Linked DNA regions of Homo sapiens: region 2 is linked to region 1. A link is a contact called in ENCODE Hi-C or POLR2A ChIA-PET data. All regions are on one chromosome and are shown on one strand. The core of a region is the stretch at or near the end of the contact, and the rest is flanking DNA. Distances in the headings are between cores, read along the strand shown. Region 1 has its middle 82 kb from the start of CDH2-AS1. Region 2 holds the start of CDH2-AS1 (CDH2 antisense RNA 1).

Region 1 (3,466 bases), core at 691-3,190:
CAATTTATGCAGCCCACATCCATCAGAGGAATCAAGAACTATGGCAGCTATAACTTTACAAAATAAATTTCTTTTCTTTTTTTTGTGTGTGTGAGATAAGGTCTTGATCTGTTGCCCAGTCTGAAGTGCAATGTCAAGATCATGGCTCACTGCAGCATCCAAATCCCGGGCTCAGGCAATCCTCCCACTTCAGCTTCCTGGGTAGCTGAGACTACAGGTGCACACTACCATGCCCAACTAATTTTATATATATATACATATTTTTGTAGAGATGGGGTTTCACCATTTTGCCCAGGCTAGTCTTGAACTCCTGGGCTCAAGCAATCCATCAACCTCAGCCTCCCAAAGTACTAGAATTACAGGCATAAGCCATCGCACCTGGCCTTACATTTCTTAAATAATAATATTTAAAAGTCAAAATTACTCCTTAGGGATTCATGGGCTTCAGAATGGATGTGTCAGCAGGCACGGAAACAACATCAATCTCCTTGTGCAGCTCTATCAGAGATCTGGGATAACCAGGTACATTGTCAATGACCAGTAATATTTTGAAAGAATTTTTTTTCTCAGCAGTAGGTCTCAGCAGTGGGTTTAACACATTCAGTAAACCATGCTGTAAATAGATATGCTGTAAACAGGCTTTATGGTTCCATTTCTAAAGTGTAGGCAGACAGATTTAGTATAATTCTTAAGCACTCTAGGTTTTTGGAATGGTAAATAAGCATTGACTTCAACTAAGTCACCAGCTCTATTAGCCACTAACAAGAGAGCAGCCTGTCCTTTGAAGCTTTCAAGCCAGGAATTGACTTGTCTTCTACAGCTATGAAAGTCCTAGATGGCACGTTCTTCTTGGACAAGGCTGTTTTGTCTCTATTGAAAATCTGTTGTTTAGTATAGCCACGTTCATCAATTATCCTAGCTAGATCTTCTTGGATAACTTACTGCAACTTCTACCTCAACACTTGCTGTTTCACATTGAACTTTTGCTATGAAGAAGCTTCTTTCCTTAAACCTCAGGAACCAACTTCTGCTAGCTTCACACTTTTCCTCTGCAGCTTCCTTACCCCTGTCAGCCTTTATAGAATTGAAGATAATTAGGGCCTTACTCTGGATTAGGCTTTGACTTAAGGGAATGTTGAGGCTGGTTTGATCTTCTATCCAGACCACACAAACTTTCTCCATATTAGCAACAAGCTGTTTTGCTTTCATATAATCATGTATTCATTAGGGTAGCACTTTTACTTCCCTTCAAAAATTTTTTCTTTGCATTCACAACTTGCCTTTCTCTTTGTCACAAGAAGCCTAGCTTTCAGTCTGTCTTGGCTTCCAACATGCCTTCCTCACTAAACATAATCATTTCTAGTTTTCAATTTTTAATTTAAAGTGAGAGATGTATGACTTTACCTATCACTTGAACACTTACAGGCCATTGTAGGGTTATTACCTGGCCTAATTTCAATATTGTTGTGTCTCAGCAAACATCATGGCCCAAAGAGAGGGAGAGAGATGGGAGATTAGCTGGTGGTAGAATTGTCAGAATATACACAACCATTATCCATTAAGTTTGCCATCTTACGTGGGCGCAGTTCATGATATCCCAAAACAATTACAAGAGTAGCATCAAAGATCACTGATTTGTAGATCACCATAACAGATATAATAAATAATGGCAAAGCCACAGAAACATGAAGCAAGTACTTGCTATTGGGAAAATGCTTTGATAGACATGCTCAATGCAGTGTTGCTACAAACGCCAATTTCTAAAAAATACATCTGTGGGGCACAATAAAGTGAAGCACAATAAAATGGTATGCATGGTATGCATGTATATCCTCAGGAGCTAGCAGTAGCCCTTATTTCTCCTATTTATAGGCCTATGTGACTCAAAAAGCAAACGGGCAGCTGCATGCAGGATGTCTTAGTCACTCAGGCTGCTGTAACAAGGTGCTACAGACTGGGTGTCTTATCAAAACAAACAGAAATGTATTTCTCACAGTTCTGAAGGCTGGAAGCCTGAGATCAAGGTGCTAGCATGGTGGAGTTCTGGTGAGGGCTCTCTTTTGAGATTCAGACTCCTGATCTGTGTTGCATCCTGTTATGGTGGAAAGAGAGAGAAAGTGAGCTCTCTCTGTAAGACCACTGATATCATTCATGAGGGCCTCAAACTCATGACCTAATTAGCTCCAAAGGCCTCACCTCCAAATACCATCACTATATGGATTGGATTTCAACATATGAATTTTGGGAGGGACACAAACATTCAGTCTGTAACACAGGGCTGTTTCCTTGTATATGAAGCCAAAGGGGAAAGTCTTTCCATCTACAAGGTCATTTGAAAAGCATCCAGTGTGTGTTAGAGAGTTGGGCACACAATTACTATTTAACATCTTGCCTTGGCCATGGAATGAATTTGTCTTGCTCAGATAGTGAACCAAGATCTCTCTACCTTTTCAAGGACATGCTGTGACCAACAGAGTGATACTGCCCAGATAGGAATGATGCTTAACTATCATTTGCTGCTTTGAACAGTCCTGAAAAAACAGCAATGCTTGCACCATTCATATGTAGTTGCTGGCTTTTCACACCACTACCTTCCTGAGGGTGATTAGTTTTTCTTCTGCTCTAACCTTTGGAACTCCTTAATCAGCTTATTCCTAGGCTTGAGGCCATTAGCACTGATCTGAAACTAGAGGTCTCCAAGCATCTCAGTGGTAGATGCACAGCACATTGGTACAAACCATCAACCAGGCAGCTAGTCTCAGGCTTTCTAAACTTTGTGATTCAGCCAGGTGGTGAGATGAGGCATTACCAAAATTATTTTTCTTAGTCACACTTATCAGTCACACTGGTTGGTTGGGGGCCAACCAACAGGCAAGCCAACTACCTTTTCCAATTTGTACTTAATTACATCATCATATAGGCAAAGTAATGGGCTCTGGTTTCTGGCCCTCCTCTAAATTCAAACAAAATCACATAAGCATTAAGAGAATCATATCACCTTGGCTCACTCTGGCCTCTAAGCATGAATACAGAATGAGGGAAACCACCAGATGTTAAGCTGATCATATCTGCTGAAAAAGACACATCCAAGTGTTGTGTGCCAAGGGGTTTAGGGACCCTGCAGTCATATCAGTTTGGCTATAATCTCACTGGATCTTATAAAGAAAAAGAGTGCAGATCAAGCCAGCACCTGGATGGCAGATGCCGAATCTCCTGGAGAGATGCAGTAAGTGATGCATGGAACCCAAGTAACACTTCCCCCTTTGTGCCTATAATAAATCAGTACCTAGTAGGAGACAAGAGATTGCCTTTTAGTGGGCCCTGTCTCTTTACCTGAGCTTTTTTCTAGATGGCCCATAAAAATAACTTCTGCCTTTACCCATACTTTGAGATGAATTGGTTATTTCTCCCCCAAATAAAATTAACCTTTTTTTTCATCATTTATCAGTGAAAAAAATTACTTGAT
Region 2 (3,466 bases), core at 400-2,899, 82 kb before region 1:
GTTCATTCATCTATGTTAGCAGCTCATAGCAGGGAACCTGGCCCACAGTAGGCACTCAACACCCAATACCAGTCTTTCCCTTACTCCATGCCCAGTGTATAAGTAAGTGACATATACAGTAAACACATTCCCCTGATCATTAAACAGCAGGCTGATTTTAGAATGTTCTGTCTTGTTTGTTCTCAAAAAACAATCAAAATATTTCAGAAACTCCAACCTGGCATCTCTGACACGTTTTGCAATGTGAGTGAACACAATGTTTTATTGTCCAACCATGTGTACCATTATTTTTTTCATTCAGAGAACGAGTTCACCAAAGTATACGCCACGCTGCCTTCAGGCATTCATGCCTAAGCGGCAGGAATTAATTGTGAGAATGTTCTGCCCAATTGATACCATGCTGTGGTTGCTCAATACTTATTTAAAATATCCACAAAACTTGCTTCTTTGCTTTGACATTTGAACCAGATATATAATGTTGGGCAAGTATTTTGATTCCCATACATCTACATGCCAAAGCTGAAAAATAAGGGACCTATTTTTCCCTCAGAAATGCTTCATGCCTGTATCAAAATACCAAGTTACCATGGTGATAGCTACTCTTGTAAATAGGGCAACTCTACCCCCCTATAGAAGCAAATGTAACACAAAAGGGAGGCAAAATAAGCTCTGAAATAGGGGACAAAAGAGCCTCGGGGAAAAATCTCCAAAGAGAACGAGATAAAGCCTGTTTCAGATAAAAGTCTTGGAAGGTGACAGGCATCCCCCATTGCTCCTCCTTAGAGACCATAGCATAAGCAGACAGGGGTAGGACCTTGAATATATGTGGCGAGGGGATTATGCAGTGCCCACACAGGGAGGTGGTGTTTGCTGAGCACAGAGAAACTGAAGTATTAATCATCACCATAATAACTAACATTCGCTGAGGGCCTATTCTGGGCCAAGCACCATGCTACAGGCTTTATGTGCACTAACTCATTCCACCCTCATAACACTTCCGTGAGGTAGATCGTAAGGCTATTAAGGAGACAGGCCGGAATTCCACGTCGTGCACTTAATCTCTTCACTGTACTGCCTGAAGAGTCATGAGAAAGGAATTTGAAACACCAAAGGGGGAGAAACTGGCTCTATCTTTATCTTTAGAATCAGAGTATGAAAAAGAAAGGAAGCTGATGATCAGAAAAATCAGGCCGGATCAGAGCTCCCGATCGCCCTAAGCACCGTCTAGTCCCGGGAATGGCCAGCCAGTCTGGATGGGAGAGGACACCCGCAGGGGAACCCCGGGAGCAAGTTATGGAGAAAACTCGCCGTCAGGGCAGGAGAGGAAAAGCTTCTGCCAACCGATTCTTTACTGAAACTGAGGGGTGTGTGCATATCATTTGTTTATTTGGGTGAAAGTAGCACTGGCTCTGCTCCTGTTGACTCTCAGCTATACGTCTTCTTTAGTGAACTTGTTAGCCATTTCATTTTAGTAAAATTTCAACAAATTAGTACCTTCAGGGGGATGACCTTGTGGCTTTCACGGCCATCTTCTTCACCTGTTTGAAGCAGTCTTGATTTCCTGCTGCCTCTAGGCTGCTGGCTGTGTGAAGAAAGGGGAAGCTTTCATAGGAAGCCTTCCACGCAGGCTAGAAGAAAGGTGGGAACTCAGGGCAGATTTTGGGAGATGGTGCTGAAAAAGGCGGGCCTACCGTGAGGCTCGGCCCCGCCCTGTGGCTGAGAGGACTCAGAAAAGAGCCCTAGCTTAGCAGAAACAGAATGGCTCTCAGAGACACATTCGGGACAGCAAACCTTAACCAGCCTTCAACGTTGTACTGCTAGGAATTATAAAGTGTTGTTTGTTAAAATGTCAATGCCATAACTTATGCAGACAAATGAATATTGTCCCTCAAGATAGGTTCTTTGGAAGTTTATATGCTCATTTTAACAAAGGTCCCATTGGTGCAAAGTCCTTCTTAAATGTCCTGTGGAGCAGTAGCAATCATTTGTAATCATGCCTCATGTTTAGCTCAGAATTCCATTAACCAGATTCAGCACCCATTTTAATCACTATACCAAATGCTACGTAACTTTCTTTTTGAAAATCAAACCCACTGTCAAAGAACTAAGGTTATTCTCTGAGGATTTTCCTGAATGTGTTGTAAGCTCTGAGTACAATTCCAAAAGAGGAACTCCAAAAGCATTTGATGAAGGGTCAGCATCAATGGGAAATGTGACCTCTAAAGAGGACTGCTTTAATGCAGTCTGTACTCACACGGGCGTGTATAATTTGGTAGACTTAAAAGCAATCAACTCTCTTGGAATAATGTCCTAAATAATGAAAACAATATAAAGCAAATTCATGGCTAATTGTACTTTTCTTGTGGAAGAGTTTTTTTGTGAGTTTGCTTTAATGCAAACTTTTCAATGGAGACTTTGCTTTTGGAAACCATATTATTGAAGAAAAAAACTTACAAAGAAAATTCAGACTTGCATTCATTCAAACTTGTGGAATTAAACATGTTTGCCTACATCAATCAGTATTAAATTCCTCAAGGAATAACTTCAGTGATAAAACTGTCATCAATTACTTTGATCCATGAACTCATGTGTAGTCATTTTCTAGGGACATCCAGAGCCATGAGCCATTGTGTTGCTCGTGGATATTCTGTGGTCCATTTTGTGCATTTAGTTATATGCACGTTGACTAAAATTGTGTGCATCTTATTTAAGCAATATGTTAGTTTTTTGAGAGTATCGCATTATCTACGAATGCTAATCATCTGGGAAGGAGTCTGAAATTTTAAGCATAATTAGTCAAAAGCAAAACTATGAGTCAATTACCAACACAAGTAATAAAAGTGAAATAAAATATGTTTTTCTTTATTATTACTGTTCCCCTGATATATATATATATACCCTGATATATATATACATATATATATACCCTGATATATATATACATATATATATACCCTGATATATATATACATATATATATACCCTGATATATATATACATATATATATATATATCATTCATTTCTTTATATATATATATAATTTTGGCTTTTCTATAGTTCTTTGCTATTTGATATAAAAATTTTGATTGATAATAAGGCTTACCCATGGCAAATTTAACTGGATCAATATTTGCATGATTTAATTTTATCTTAATTGGGTATCTTGAGACTCACTGCAGGTTTTTTTTTTTTCTCAATATGTGCCAAGAAGTACTCTTTCCCATTTGTTCTTCTTAAGATTGTATCCACAGGCAGAAAAAAAAAAAAATCCAACTGCTCCCCTTTCTCCATTGATACCACACTCAGGATTAAACTGCATTATTGCCAAGGTTTTACTATGCTCAAATGCAAGCCAACTCACATTAGGAATCCCCAAAGGGAGGAATAAGTAAACCTAACACTTTAAATTGTAACATGGAAAGGTCTTTTTAGGAGTATTCTGATTTAATGCAATGCAATTTCAAA

The links. A loop is a pair of places that touch in the nucleus more often than their neighbours do. ChIA-PET counts read pairs that join two places held with the same protein, here RNA polymerase II (POLR2A). Pooled maps may share reads with other maps.
Region 2: a pooled map shows a loop between it and region 1 (2.0-fold over the local background). The contact joins the promoter of CDH2-AS1 here to the enhancer-like site in region 1. A Hi-C loop is called at or near these places in 1 of 168 maps with a recorded cell type or tissue (PC-3) and 1 of 50 pooled maps. POLR2A ChIA-PET finds 5 or more read pairs at or near these places in 2 of 52 experiments (HEK293 and WTC11).

What each region holds. Positions count from the first base shown.
Region 1 is chr18:27,837,770-27,841,235 of GRCh38, reverse strand. No RefSeq gene overlaps it. Among named protein-coding and RNA genes, the nearest start is that of CDH2-AS1, 82 kb to the left of the region's middle. Within about 2 kb of position 1,940, at least 2 of the 41 ENCODE cell types and tissues checked have a DNase peak (open chromatin) inside an H3K27ac peak, as active enhancers do.
Region 2 is chr18:27,919,777-27,923,242 of GRCh38, reverse strand. CDH2-AS1 (CDH2 antisense RNA 1) reads right to left here and starts at 1,649. Exons shown (of 4, transcript NR_199051.1): 1 at 1,495-1,649. RefSeq lists enhancers at 767-1,966, 1-2,302.